Regions from separate parts of the Homo sapiens genome. Here regions 1 and 2 are each linked to region 3. The links are chromatin contacts, found by Hi-C or POLR2A ChIA-PET in ENCODE. All regions are on one chromosome and are shown on one strand. The core of a region is the stretch at or near the end of the contact, and the rest is flanking DNA. Distances in the headings are between cores, read along the strand shown. Region 1 has its middle 17 kb from the start of MIR100HG. Region 2 holds the start of UBASH3B (ubiquitin associated and SH3 domain containing B). Region 3 has its middle 200 kb from the start of SORL1-AS1.

What was found. A loop is a pair of places that touch in the nucleus more often than their neighbours do. ChIA-PET counts read pairs that join two places held with the same protein, here RNA polymerase II (POLR2A). Pooled maps may share reads with other maps.
Region 1: a map of dorsolateral prefrontal cortex shows a loop between it and region 3 (5-fold over the local background). The contact joins two enhancer-like sites. A Hi-C loop is called at or near these places in 2 of 168 maps with a recorded cell type or tissue (Right ventricle myocardium inferior and dorsolateral prefrontal cortex) and 13 of 50 pooled maps.
Region 2: a loop to region 3 is called in a pooled map, with 2.3 times the contacts of the local background. The contact joins the promoter of UBASH3B here to the enhancer-like site in region 3. A Hi-C loop is called at or near these places in 2 of 50 pooled maps. POLR2A ChIA-PET finds 5 or more read pairs at or near these places in 2 of 52 experiments (HEK293T and naive thymus-derived CD8-positive, alpha-beta T cell).

What each region holds. Positions count from the first base shown.
Region 1 is chr11:122,437,945-122,442,517 of GRCh38, forward strand. No RefSeq gene overlaps it. Among named protein-coding and RNA genes, the nearest start is that of MIR100HG, 17 kb to the left of the region's middle. RefSeq lists an enhancer at 3,481-4,145. Within about 2 kb of position 2,392, at least 17 of the 41 ENCODE cell types and tissues checked have a DNase peak (open chromatin) inside an H3K27ac peak, as active enhancers do; they include dorsolateral prefrontal cortex, where a contact is called at or near this core.
Region 2 is chr11:122,653,246-122,658,039 of GRCh38, forward strand. UBASH3B (ubiquitin associated and SH3 domain containing B) reads left to right here and starts at 2,477. Exons shown (of 14, transcript NM_032873.5): 1 at 2,477-2,965. The coding sequence starts at 2,805. RefSeq lists an enhancer at 2,382-2,883 and a silencer at 3,087-3,136.
Region 3 is chr11:121,653,784-121,658,643 of GRCh38, forward strand. No RefSeq gene overlaps it. Among named protein-coding and RNA genes, the nearest start is that of SORL1-AS1, 200 kb to the left of the region's middle. RefSeq lists an enhancer at 2,054-2,263. Within about 2 kb of position 2,293, at least 35 of the 41 ENCODE cell types and tissues checked have a DNase peak (open chromatin) inside an H3K27ac peak, as active enhancers do; they include dorsolateral prefrontal cortex, where a contact is called at or near this core.

The DNA.
Region 1 (4,573 bases), core at 1,142-3,641, 780 kb after region 3:
CCATGATTGTGCCACTGTATTCCAGCCTGGGTGACAGAGCAAGACCCTATCTTAAAAGAAAACAAAAAGAAAGAAGAATAGAGGGGTTGAGTAATTTGCCCAAGGATGCAGGGTCTGAACTGAGAACTTACTGTACAAAAGAGGAGGTCATAGCAAAACTCTTACAAATGACTATGATGCTTTTAAAAGCTCTCACCTTTGCCAAACAGGTCGGTATTGCTAGCAAGAATTAGCAGCTCTTCTCTTGCAGTGGCCTTAGAGCTAAAGGCTTGTTGTTTGATTTCAATGACAAATGTCTCCAGTCTTTGAAGATATGTTTGATTTTAAAAGTCATGTGAGGTTAAGTCTGGTAAGTGGTCAGGCTGAGTGGCAATGGTTTGAGTTATTAAAAGCAAGGTGTTCCCTTCACTATGAATGATGGTTTTCTTAGTGATAATCTTTGCCTAACTGGACAGATAATTCCAAGAAAGATATTACTGAAGAAAAAAAAAGACTCAGTTCTTGTCTTTGTAGAGCTTCCAATCAAACTAACTCTTTAAGTCAGTATGACTGTCAGTCACTGAAAATTCTAACCTTAACTATTTATTTATTTATGTATTGAGACAGAGTCTCACTCTGTGGCCCAGGATGGAGTGCAGTGGCATGATCTTGGTTCACTGCAACCTCTACCTCTCAGGTTCAAGTGATTCTCCCGCCTCAGCCTCCCAAGTAACTGGGATTACAGGCATGTGCCACCACGCCAGCTAATTTTTGTATTTTTAGTAGAGAAGGGGTTTCACCATGTTGGCCAGGCTGGTCTCAAACTCCTGACCTCAGGTGTTCCGCCTGCCTCGACCTCCCAAAGTGCCACTGCACCCGGTCTCTATTTTTTTAAATAGTCAAATGGAAGTATAGAGCAATCTATTCACACTATCTCAAAAGATTATAAATTTTTGAGTCAGGAAGGAAATTTCCATTATTGTTGGCATTGTTGGCTGTGTGATCTTGAGCAATTTCCCTGAGTCTCTGTTTCCTTGTCTGTTAAGTTAGGATACTTCACAACTTTCTCAAGAGGGACCCTGAGAGGGAATTAAAACTAATGCCTTCAAGCATTCATTGTATAAAGGGAATCAATTTCTCTTCTATCATATAGAATGGTACTAGTTATGCACCATCCTTGGGGTAATTGAGAAAACAAGTCACTCAGATCATTTCCTATGTCCTATGGCTCAGATAAAACCAGGTACTACATGTGAAAGACTGCATGAGGATTCAATAGGATAATAAATAGCGTTTATTGTAGGTATAAAATAGCATTTACTATAGGTTTAATAAATAGCATTTATTATAGGTGTTATTTATTATATGTGTAATAAATAGCATCATGTATGGCACATGGAAGGGGTACTCAGTAATATTAGTATTTTTCCTTTTCTACAGCAGGTTGGAAATTGGGCTGAGGTTTTCACTGAAGATGATAGCAGTGCCCTTCCACAGTGTGACTCTCAAGGCAGCTTCTGGGCGCCCATCTGCCCAGAATGACAATTTTTCCTATAAGGAGGCACTTTTGAAGAAGGAGAGGAAAGGGATGTTGATTGGCATTCTGTCAGGCATTCCATGAACTAAGAAATGAATGGGGATCATGCTGGTGGCTGTAATGGATCTGGCAGCCCCATAGTCACTCCTTCTTCCCTGTATTTATCTGTTTACCTAATCCACTTCTTGACCGACAGCTCCTTGAGGGCAGGGGCTAAGGACTAGTCTTTAATTGTACCTTTATATCTGCAGAGACTAGCAAATATTAATACCTATGAGGCATTAACGACTTCACGGTTTCCGAGGAAAGCCAGAAGGTATGAAACTGGGACTGTGGAGCAACCTCTTGCTTTTCATGGAACTTTTAGCCTATGAGGCACTTCAGGGAAAAGAAGTTCTTCCTGGAACCCAGGAAGCTGAGTTCCTCACGTCTCTGAGCTCAGAGCGTCTATCTCATGTCAAGATCCCTTCGACAAGTGCAGGAGAGGGTGACAGGACGGCTGCATAATCAACCCCGCCAGCTCACACGCAAGCTATGACCTCCAGAAGGGACAGGACACCTTTAGAATACTTTCTACCATTTCGCAAGCTTCTGGGCACGAAGTTCTCTAATCTCAGGTCCCCACGTGACTCCACAGTCCATTTTTCTCTTCTCACATCTCATCTGGTCAAGCTTGACTAAAATTATCTTGTGAACCACCCAAGTAAACACTTGCCTTTGTCTCTTCAAATGGTGTCGATGATATGTCAATGTACACACACACCAAACTGATATAGTATCGCTAGCAGTGTCTCTTTAAAGAGGAGATGTTTTGGAAGGCAGGACACTCTACAGTAAGAGCCTTTTGCTGTGCAAGGTTCACAGCTGTTGCTGTGGCAACTCTCACAACCTCGCTGAGTATCCAAATAAATAGTTTGTTCTTTTTTTTCCTCCCTAAGTAAGATGGGGGAGGGGGACGATCGATGAGACTTGCTATTGGGATCCATTTGGAGTTCTGGAGTCAGTGCAAAAATTGAGGTTTCCTAAAACGACAAAGAAATAAAGGCTTTGGGAAAAGCCCACACCCCTCAAAGGCTGCAGATGGAAAATGGAAGGGAACTGCGTGCTGGAACCTTAGCAGGCGCCGTGGCTTTGAAAAGAAGCTCCCAGCAGCAAACACCCAGGCAGAAAGAAAGAAAGCTGCGGGGTTCCGACCCCACATTCCGGCGGAGAGCTCGGGCCTCTCTGCGGGGGGGACGCCCAGCCTCCCCCGGCCTGCCACCCCAACCCCCCTCCTCCGCTCCCCCCACAGACACGTCTAAACAGCCCAGGATCTCCGGTTAAACAAAGAGAGTGGTATGCCTTAAAAAAAAAAAAAAAAAAAAAAAAACAAACAAAAAAAAACTTTTATTTTCGTGTGATAGGTGATATGTGGAAAATTAATTACAGGAAATAGCACTGCGAAAAGCAGCAGCATTCGTCTTTAAATGGATATGGTCCCCCCCTTCTCCGCCCCCCTCCTGGCTCTTCCTCAGCCCGGCGCAGACAGACACCGCCCCTACCCTCCCCCAAACTCTTTTGTTATCAGTTGAATCACGTCTCGTGCCAAGCAAAAGGTCATTTCAGGTCATCTTGGAGATGAAAGGACGGGGTAATGTATATGAAGGTGCGGGAATTGGCAAGCCCAAAAAATATATACATACACATATACATATACATATACATATACATATACATATACATATACATATACATATACATATACATGCACATAGAGACAGAGAGAGAGAGGTGGGGCAGCGCGGGGGCGGGGGGAGCGCGGTAGTGGGGATGTGAGAAACGCCAGCATTCTAACAAGAACAGAGTGATGCCAGAAAGACGCAGGAAATGTTTCAAAGCATGACAAGCACTGTCCAATCTGTAGCTAATTCCTTATAAAAATAAGAATGTGGCTTATAATTGTTAGGTGCCTGGAGGGTAATTAGAGTTTCTAATTGTTCTCATCCACAATCTCATTTTTGACCCTTCATCAGAGAGCGAGAGATGCCGCCCATTGCGAAAGTGCGCGTTCTGGAAACGTGCTGCATCTGCGGGGCTTTGGCGAACGTGCTCTGCTGGGCCAGAGAGGCGGGACATATCAGACTTAGAGCCTCCACCAGAAGGGGGTTGGGGGCAGAGGGTTGGCCTGGTCCAGTCACCCTCTTGAAGGGAATTTAACCACCAGGGTATGTGGGCAGTATATTTAGGGTGTTTCAGTAGCAAGCACAGATCACTTTGTTTGGAGATAAGAAGAGAAAAAAAAAACGAAACAAAAAAAAAAATACCTTGCATAGAGTTGTTGTTGTTAATGTTTTCCCTACACTGTTTACTGGGTAGGGATGGCATGGTTTTTTATTTCTCTACTAAAAGAGACGCCACTCCCTCCTTTGAGTTTGTAATTCAATGCCATTTCAATAAAGACAATTGGCTCTCGCTGTCTCTGAATTCTTGCCAAGTGCATTTTCCCCTTTCTTTTCCTTCCCACTGCTGTATTTGAATGTCCTGTATTTGCCTCATCAATTTTTTTTCTAAGAAGCAAGTTTGTTTTTTTTTTTCCAATAACGCAGATGCCAACAGCAATCTATCAAGCGAGTGGGAGGTTTAGGTAATAAATCGTTTGTTCCCAGATACCAAAAGTTTCTTACATGGAAACTCCCCCTATAGCCTCCGCTGCCATGGGCTCCGCTCCACTCCCTCTTCTTACTAGTCAAACTCCATCTACCACCCCCCATTCTTTCCACACCCACAGCAATTCAAACAGGGAGGCTTCTGAGGCAACCAGTTAAAGGTAAGCTGATTCTTGACAGGTTCTGTAATAGTAAAGCCAATGAGATTTGGTAAAATTCGTCTGTTACCCCATCAGTCCTGGAAAATAGCTTTTTACAATGGTTATCATCTCAATGTGTGGCACCTGCTAGAGAAACTGGCCTCCATATATGCCTATTCCCCAACTCACACCATTATAAAGGCATACTCACTAAAGTTATACTAGCTTCCTCATTACTAGAGTCATGTGTTTCTAAAGAAATACAAGTCATT
Region 2 (4,794 bases), core at 1,227-3,726, 1.0 Mb after region 3:
TTAAAGCACAATGCATCTGAATTGCCAGCCCCCCAACCCAGTGCAGAACAAATGGCAGGAGTCCTAAATAAAACAGGGGTTTGCACTGAGCTGAAGACAAGTGAGGAAGCCAAGCTGGGATTTCTGTAAAAGTGTCCCAGACAAAAACAGTTTGCATCTCAGGTGCCTAGTTTTTCATAGTGCTTTTTCCAGTCTACCTAAAACTATTTTTATATGCATCATTTCCTTTATCTTACAGTTTGCCTAAAGGCAGGGAGAAAGACAATTAATTCAATTTTTCTGGAGAAACAGAGATCCAGCAATTCTATGTCAAGGGGCATAGATGGAGTCAAAAAACTATCTTAAAGGCTGGTGTCCTTTTATCATCATAACAATGGTCGTTAACTAGTTGTTTGGCCAAATGTTAAGAGTTCAAATCTTGGCTCTGCCATTTACTAGCCATGTGACCTTGGACAAGATACTTGACCTCTGGCTCAGCACCTTCATTTGTAAAGTAGTTCCTAGTTCATAGTCTTGTCAAGGAATTGTTTGAGTCACATATGTAAGAAGCAAAGAACAACACCAGCATATAGTAAGTACTCAATAAATTTGAGTTATCATTTATGTAGCGCTTTATGGTTTACAAAGCGCTTTCACATACATTATTATCTCTTGACTAAGATCCAGATCATTTGACTTTCAGCCCAGGCATTTGGAAACAATTCAGAATACTGGATAAAATCCAGCATGTTTTACCGAACACATCCAAGGAGGCTAATACTAGGTATGGTGTTGCCAGCCCAGTCTTGTCTTTTTGCTCCATGTCCTGGAAGAGCATTCTGCAAGGTCTCCAGGATATCCCCTTTGCTCTGGAAGCAGCTACTACCCAGGAAGCATTAATTTTCCCTCATCCTTTGTACAGCAGGAGGCAGAATTAATACACATTGTTGCTTAAGCTCCAGCTGTCTTATCTCCCTGCTTCCAAACACCACTGGCTATTCTTTAGGAAACCAATTCCGGGCTCAGGGAGTTACACTGTATCATTTCCCCTGGTAAAACCTTCACAGGCCTTATAAAGCAACCTCAAAAAGCCACTCCATGGGTGCTGGTCACCATCCCTCCCCCATATTCCAACCAGGGACAGGCCCGGACTGACATTTCTGGAAAACCCAGTGTGTGCAAGGTTAGGTTACCACGGTCCATACCAATGAGGAAATTAGGCTGTAGAGAGAAGTAACTTGTCTAAGGCACCGCAGTGGATACGAGTGCTGTAGCTACGCACTTACCAGCTCTATGATCTTCCCCAACCTCTCTGAGCTGAGTTTTCTCATCTGTAAAACTGGGATAATGATTAAACACACTCCTAGGGTCAGTATAAAACTTCAGTGAGTTCATTCATTACGATTAGCACAATGACTGGCACATACAAGAGCCCAATAAATGTTAGGTTTTATTATTATTATTACCCAAAAAAGACTATCAGTTAGGGTGTACTCATTGCCTCTTTCATTATAGCAAGTGGGACCCTTGTCCCTGACTGAAGACAATGACTTTGTTTCCAAACGAAAGAGGGTTAGCATCCCCCAGCCAAATTCACCAGGTGGGGCATGGGGCATCAATATGGTTGTGGCTTCCACCATCTTTGCAGTGGGAGTAGTTTTGTCCAGCCTATGATACAATTCACTTATTATTGTGCAGTGGTGATTCGGTCCGTCTTTGAATCCTTTTATTGACAGGATATCCACTCCCTAATGAAATAAGCCCGTTCCCTTTTGAACACCTCTTATAATTAGGAAGTATGTTTTCTCTGTTCCTTCTTCCTCTACCCTCCTAGCCCTTCCTTCTTCTCCTCCTCCTTCCTCCTTTCTTTTTCCCTTCCCTCTTCTTTCTGCCCTGTCCCTCTTTTCTTGTCCCCTCCCAGGTCCTGCCACCTCTGAGAACCTGAGGTCCTTCTCCCCAACCCCTCTGCCCCACCGGGAAGGCACTATTCAGTCACTGACCATAACCTTGTAGAGCGCAGTAGGTCTTTAGTGCAGCCACTTGGCCGGCTGATTGGGAACTCAACTTCCGATGGTCCTAACAACCCTTTGGGTTTTGCAGGATCTTTGAGAAGCAAAACCTTTTACCTAGGCCTTACGGCTTGGCCTTCTGGTCCATTAGTATCATCCACCAGTTCACCCAATTTCCATTAATAACCGCATCTAGAATCACATGAAACTTGAGATGGGTTGATCTCCTGTCTTGAGGCCCAGCTGGGCGGGTATGCCAGCCAAGGAGAGGGCTGGGGCGCCGGGGGTGACTCTCGGGAGGTGAAGCACACAAGCAGCCCATAAGGTTGGGATCCTCCGTCTCCAAGTAGCGCGACTACAGCTCTTGCCCGCACGGAGCAGCCTCGGACAGCGCGGCCGCTTTAAGAGAGGGGCGGGGCCCGGGTACAGGCAAGTCAGGGCCAGCCCACAAGGCTCCTTTTCCTTTTTGATCCATTCAAAAATTACTCATTGCAAATTCCCGGACTGCTAGGCGAGGAGAGGGAAGGGGGCGGAGGAGACAGGGCTACTGCAGGCGCAGAGCTGGGGGCAGCCGGGGGCCCGAGTGGCTGAGGCTGGTCCCGCAGCGGCCGCTTGCCGGCGTTCTGGCTCCTGTGGCCTCACCAGGAAGCGTCAGAGTCCCGACACTGGGGAAGCTCGGAGCGCCGCCTCCGCTGCCGCCGCCTCCTGCCTGGCTCTGGGTCCCCGAGCCCCCTCCCCTGGCCCAGCCCGACTCCCTCCTCCTTCCCGAACCATCCGGCTCGGGCTCCTTCCCTGGCGATGGCTGGCCGCTGAGCCATGGCTCAGTACGGCCACCCCAGTCCGCTCGGCATGGCTGCGAGAGAGGAGCTGTACAGCAAAGTCACCCCCCGGAGGAACCGCCAACAGCGCCCCGGCACCATCAAGCATGGATCGGCGCTGGACGTGCTCCTCTCCATGGGGTTCCCCAGAGCCCGCGCGTAAGTGGCCGGGCTCGCAGCCCTCGGCGACCCCTCCCGCGCGCGCGGCCGGCCCTCGGCTTCGCTCCGGCTCGCCTCCCAGCGCCTGCGGGACAGGCAGCGCGCTCCCCGCTGCCCGAGACCTGTTGGGGGCGGGATGGGCGCGCTGGCAACCCGGGACTCGGCTCCGGGCGGGGGTGCGGGGGAAGACGCGGCGCGGGGGCGTTGGGCCAGGGCTCGCCGTGGGATGCCTAAAGCTGGGGGACGAGGGCGCGGGGTTCGAGTCCCGGGTATAGTGCTCAGCCTCCGCCCCAGCCGGGTGGAGCTCAGCGTTTCTCTCGCGCGCTCCCCTAGGTCTCCAGCGCCGAGCGCCTAGGGAGGCGGGGCCCTGCGGAGGACTCGGGCACCCTCTCCGTCTGGAATACTGGGCTGGTCTGGGATCCTCCGGTGTCTGGGAAAGGGCGGGAGACTGCGGGGCAGGGAGGCCGGCGCCCCCGTTGCAGCGGCTTCCAGCTCCGGATGTCGCTCTCGGGTTCGGTCTCCCCCTGGAGTAGGAGGAGCGGGAGCGTGGGTGTTCCTGCGTGTTCATTGATGGGGAGGATGGAATCAGAAGGAGAAGCGATCCCTCCAGGGGACCTGGGTTCTCGTCAGTGGTGACGGCAGCTCAGAAATCTGTGGGTGCCTGAGAGTAAGGAGGGGGAGCTGTTCTTCATCCTTCCTCTAGGAGAGTGGGGTAGGGGAGGGCAGGGAGAGCGCAGGTGGCTGCCCCTGGAGCCTGCTGGGGAGAGGCCTGTTTGCCAGCATAGGGTGGCGGCGGCCGGAGTCGTCTCAGGCCGGTCGGCTCAAGTCTCAGGGGCTGGAACTCTGCCTAAGAGGAAGCCAAGGCCCAGCGGCCAGGCCCTTCTCCCCTGGTTAATCCCTGCCGTGCAGATTTCTTAGGTGGGGACACAAGGCCTGGCGTCCGGACTGGGCGCAGCTTCTTTTCATCTTTGAATTACAGCACCTGAACAGGAGAGTTGGCCAAACTTAATCAGTGAGGGCCAAGTAAATGAAAGTCCTTTTTATTTTTTTCCCTTCTCACATTTTTTTTTCAGGTGATAACTTTATTTATGTATTTATTTTTCTGAGACGGAGTCTCGCTGTGTCGCCAGGCTAGAGTGCAGTGGCGCAATCTCTGTAACTTCCGCCTCCCAGGTTCAAGCGATTCTCCCACCTTAGCCTCCTGAGTAGCTGGGACCATAGACATGCGCCACCACACCGGGCTAATTTTTATATTTTTAGAAGAGATGGGGTTCTGCCATGTTGGCCAGGCTGGTCTCGAACTCCTGACCTCAGGTGATCCACCCACCTCGGTCTCCCAAAGTGCTGGGATTACAGGCAATAACTTTATGTCTCCCCTCCCTTATCTCTGGGCAAACCTTGTTTATTCTCTACTAACTTGGTTGTAATCTGTTAATCAAAGTAGACCCTTGAATTTGTTATTCTCCAGGCTGCTGGGACACGTTGGAGTGGCCTTAGAAGGCTGCAAAATGGACTGATGGTTTCTGCCTTCCACTGACGTCCCAATACGACTTCCTAATACTAGGGCTCCAGTTCCTGATACCAGAATTACAGGGAGAAAATGTGGGTTCTGCAGGGGTGTGTCAGGTGTGGACGCTTCAGGTGAAGTCGTCGGTGTGGATGATCAATGTGCACAGCTCTCCTTAAAAACTGGAGGTGGGGCTGGGTGTAACCCCAGCAGTTTGGGAGGCTGAGGCAGCCGGATCACTTGAGATCAGAAGTTTGAGACCAGCCTGGCCAACATGGTGAAACCCTGTCTTTACTAAAAATACAAAAATTAGCTGGGTGGG
Region 3 (4,860 bases), core at 1,043-3,542:
GATAGAAATGAGGAAAACTGTCAAGAAGAGTCCAGAAAAGAAATACGGGTCAGTGACAAGGTTTCCTCAGTTTATAAAACAAAGAAAATTCATCAGAACTCTCCACATCAGCCCAATACCAAACCAGATTAAAGTGCTGTCTCATGTTCTAATCTTCTGAGGCCTGAAACAAAAAGTGAAGTTGATTGTGTTGATTCGCATGGCTCCCCTGAACTAGTAATCTTTCAACATCAGAGCGGAGCAGGTGACTGACCAACGGACTTGTAGATGGCTTTGGGGATTTGTTTGCGCCCTCATAATTTGAGAACGTGAGTCCTGTGGGAACGGATGTGGCCACTGGGGATATAGCTGGTGGCAAGCTCTGTGAGGATCGGGATGGTTCTTACATTTTTTGTCCAGCTGTAAAATGGGAAGGAGGCTTTTTTCCGACTCATCCCTTAGCGTAAAGTTCCCATTCCCACGCAAATGGCAGCTCTTTCTATACTTATTTGGGAGTGAAATGGAAGAAGGGATGGAATGGAGAGGATCCGTTTCCTTTTTGAACTTGGGAGTTTATAGGTAAGTGGGCAAAAATGAGCCTACGGAAGAGACTAACTTCGGTCCGGATCAGCAGCATTTGCTCTTCTGGGAACCTCAGCTGTGGGCAGCAGAGAGCTGAGGGTGTGTTTGGTAGCTGCGTGTAAAGGGAGGCACTGTGCTTAATGAGGTCTGCAAGCCTCGATCTTTTCATTTGACCCAGGTTTTTCTCCCTTGGATTAACCTCTCTGTGTGTTGTTGGGAAGTACTGTTCATCTGGTTGTAGCTCAGAATTTTGTACCTGGCCCAGAGGAGATTCCTGGGAGTGGAATCTAGGTCCCCACCCAATTCTGATTGTGAGTAATGGATGCCGTTTGGATGGGAACTGTAGAGGATTTATCTTTAACGCCAGAGGGCTGGAGGTCAGAGCTGAAGCAGGTTGATTAAAATCAGTTACTCAGGGGATTTGACTACACAACCCAAAACACAAGCTGGAGGAATCCAGCTTCTTCTCAGAACTGCCCCCAAATACTGAGGAAAGGTAGATTCGAGGTCTGCAATCCTCGCCTTGCTTCTCAACTCAGAGCTGTCATTGTCTCAAACACGCACTTGACACTAAACATACATTTTTCTCTGACATATTTGTATTGTTTTTTAAGCTGTATGACAAATAGTTATGCTGAGTGAGTTCCGGGCACCTAGCAGGCAGGCAGTAAATATTTGCTGTACATCGAAAGAATGCCGTTGGCTTGGCTGTCAGTATGGCTCCGATTCAGAACCATCCCATTGCTGGGTTCTTGAAGCTGGGAGGATTGCACGTTGAAGGGCTGGTCAAGCCCTGCCTGACCAGAAAGGTCTCTGTGAATACTTTGGTCATAGAGACCAGAAAGGTCTCTGTGAATACTGGAACATTCTCAGACATGCCGAGCAAAAGCTACCATCGCAGGCAAGAGGGACGGTGGGGGGAAGTGCAGCTGGGAGTTTTCATAGAGACGTGGTTCCTTTGTTCTGGTAGATTTCAGCCAGAAAGAACAGCAAATTTTTACTGTCTGCAAACCACTAAGGAGCTACTCCCCTCCCCCTTTACCTCCTTCCTTCCCAACCTGGGAATTCATTTGCTGCTTCTCTCTCCTCCTCCTCTGCCCTCGGGCAGTCCTCAGGGACAAAGCTCTTTGTTGTGAACACTCCGAGACAATACGGGATTGCACAGTCCCCAGGGCACAATCGGGGCTGTCCTCCATGGAGAGTGATCGCCCGGGCAGAGACCCCCACCTGTTGATCTCCCCCTTCCCGGGGCGAGTGGCAACCTGCATTGTGCTGGGGACGCACGCGTTTCCACAGCAGGCTCAGCAGATGGTGCTGGTGAGCAAAGCCATTCCCGTCCCTCTCGCGCCCCTCCCCACCGCCAGAGCCTCGCTGGTCTAAAGCAAAAACAGATGTTTTCATCATTTCTGGATCTGGCATGTGACTCGCAGTTCAGCAATGCGCCGACATAACCCAGAGTTGTACGTCCCCATCATCCCCCGCAAAATAAAAATCCTGAACTTAAACGAGCCTTCCTCCTAGGCGAGCCACTGACACATGATCTGTGTAATCCACCCGGCACGTGTTTAATCGGACTCCAACTGCAACTGCCTTTGTAGCCAGCCCCGGCTCTATAATTGGGAAGTTGTCTTTTTTTCAGCGAAGACACGGGACAGCCAGACTAGCTATCTTTACACCAAGGGCTGGGAAGAGGCGCTAGCCTTTTAAAATAGCCCTGGTCTGGCTGGCTGGCGAACCTGTCTGCGTGGGAGCCGGTGAGCGGGGCCAGAGCAAAACAGGAAGGCCGCGGCGGCGCACCCTGTTCCCGGCGCCCTCGGCAGGTGGCAGCATTGGCCCGAGCTGGCCTCTGCCGCTGGCCAGCCCCAAAGCAGGGCCCTTTTACTTTCGGTGGCCTCAAAATTATTAGTTCCAGATGAGTTCTTGCAATTGTAATATTTGGTTTAACCCAATCTGCCCGACTGCGTCAGCGCACGTTCAAATACAGCCGTCTGAAGTCTACCCAGACATCAGAGGCATGTTTCGGGGGTGTCAACATTCCTTACCCTTTGAAAGAATTAAAGCAAAACAAAACAAAACAAAAAAAGGAGGCTGATTTATCCCAAAACGAAAGAAGGGTGAACAGGCGTGGGGCTAGGGTGCCTGAGAGGGAGCGAGCAGTGGACATTCAGGGAAGGCGTAACAATGGAACTTTGTCCAGGAGGCCCGCTAGAGTGGAACTGGATTTATTTGTTGAACTAGAAAGGGACCTCTAGGTTCTTTGAAGGTTAGAGCAAATAAGCAAAACTGGCGTGCATTTGGTTTACCAACAGCAGAGTCCTTCAAGTCACGTAGGCTGCTATTGTCAGACACAAAACGCGTTGTTTCTGGGGCTGGGCCTCTGCTTAACACTTGGCTTGGTGTCCCAGGAAGGGGGCAGTGGAGGAGGGGGCTCCCCATCTTAGCACACAGCTTTTAGGGGCACTCTGAATGTCTGCCAAGGATGTAGACTGGGTTTCCTAAGGACAGCAGCCTAGGCCGCAGAGGACTCGTTTAGAAGACAGGAGCCCTCCTGCAGGCCCTCTGGCGAGTGGACTGGCTGGAGTCGTCAAGTGTCTTGTAAACGGCCCTGCTGTGGTTTTACTGCAACACCGTGGAGCTGGACACGGGGGAGACTAGGGACCCATCCCGGTGGTCTCAGGGTATTACAGATGCATGAGCTGAGGCTAAAAGACTCCCTCTGACCCCCAGGGCAGAGCAGCAAAATGTGCAAAGGGAGCCCAGAAATCCTGCTCCAACCACCAGCCAGGAAAGGGTGTCTCTTCCCTTAGCAGAGATGGAATAACCTGGCCTTGAAAAGACAGCCTCTGTCAAGCAGTCCCCCACACCCCTTCCCCCTGCCTGCACCTCACTTTTAAATCTGTGCTCAAATTCTTCAGTAAGATTCCTGCTAGTCGACTACAGGGAGCCTGACCGTTTCCCTGCAGGTCTCTGGCTCAACATGGTACTGATCAAAAGCTGGCACCAGTCTGGCAGATGCTTTAAGTCCTGCATGTCGGGAGCTAGCGGCTGGTGCTGGCATCAGCCAGCCAGGCAGACAGAGTGGCCATCTTGTTAGATGTGGTTGGGGCCTCGCTCATCACTTACCTGCTGCAGGGGCCACCCCACTGTGTGGAGGAGGCGTAGGAAAGATGGTGGGACCTCCACACATCTGTTCCAATACCTCCAGAGTGTTTAGGGACCCAGACTTCCTGCTATCCTCCTTTCAGTCTGAAAACTACATGTGTCCCTGCAGATTGTTGGGAAAGTGCTGATTGTCTTGGCGGGAGCCTCACCCTGATCCTAGAGGGGACTTGGCCTTGGAGGGAAATAGGCAAATTAGGCATTCAGGTGAGTACAATGGTTCGAGGCCTGTGTGCGTAGAATGGCTAAGGAATTCCAGTATTCCTTTCCATTGCTTCATTTACTTTATTCCCTTCTGAGAATCAGTTTTTGGACATGCTATAATCCAGAAATTCTCAGTCTTGCGTACTTAAGAATTGCCTGGACCCTACCCCCAGAGCTGCTGAAATCACAATGAAAAGGGGTTGGGGATAGGGGTCATGATTTTACTCCCTGCCCAGGTGGTTGTAATGTACAGCTAGAAGCTAAAAAACAAAATTTAAAAATCACTGCATTTCTAACCCAAATTCCCTTGATTTACAGATGAGGTTCCTAAGAGTTAAGCGGCTCAGCCAAGGTCACACAAATTCAAGTCCAAGTATGGAATTTCTGTATAAGACCTCCTTGCTCCTCAGCAATGATTGAGGCTTTTCCTCAATCTTTGAACCCATTAATGACAGAGCCAGTCACTTCTTTTCCCTGTTTAATGAAACCCTCTATCAGCCACAACGTGTGTTGCTGTTGCCTATAAGAAATTCCTCTTACAGTCGGCTCTCTGTATCCATGGGTCCTTCATCCATGGATTCAATTGGCCTCAGATACAAAATATTAAAAAAAAAAAATATATATATATATATATATATATATGTATGTATATATGGATGGCTGTGTCTGTACTGAACATGTAGACTTTGTTTCTTGTCATTATTCTCTAAACAATACAGTATATCAACTATTCACATAGCATTTACATTGTATTAGGTATTATAAGTAATCTAGAGATGATTTAAAGTATGTAGAAGGATGTGTGTAGGTTTTATGCAAATCCTACACCATTTCATCTAAAGAGACTTTAGCATCCATGAATTTTGGTATCTGCGAGGGTCCTGGAACCAATTCCCCACAAATACCGAGAGAGAACAGTACTTACTGGGGAATTTT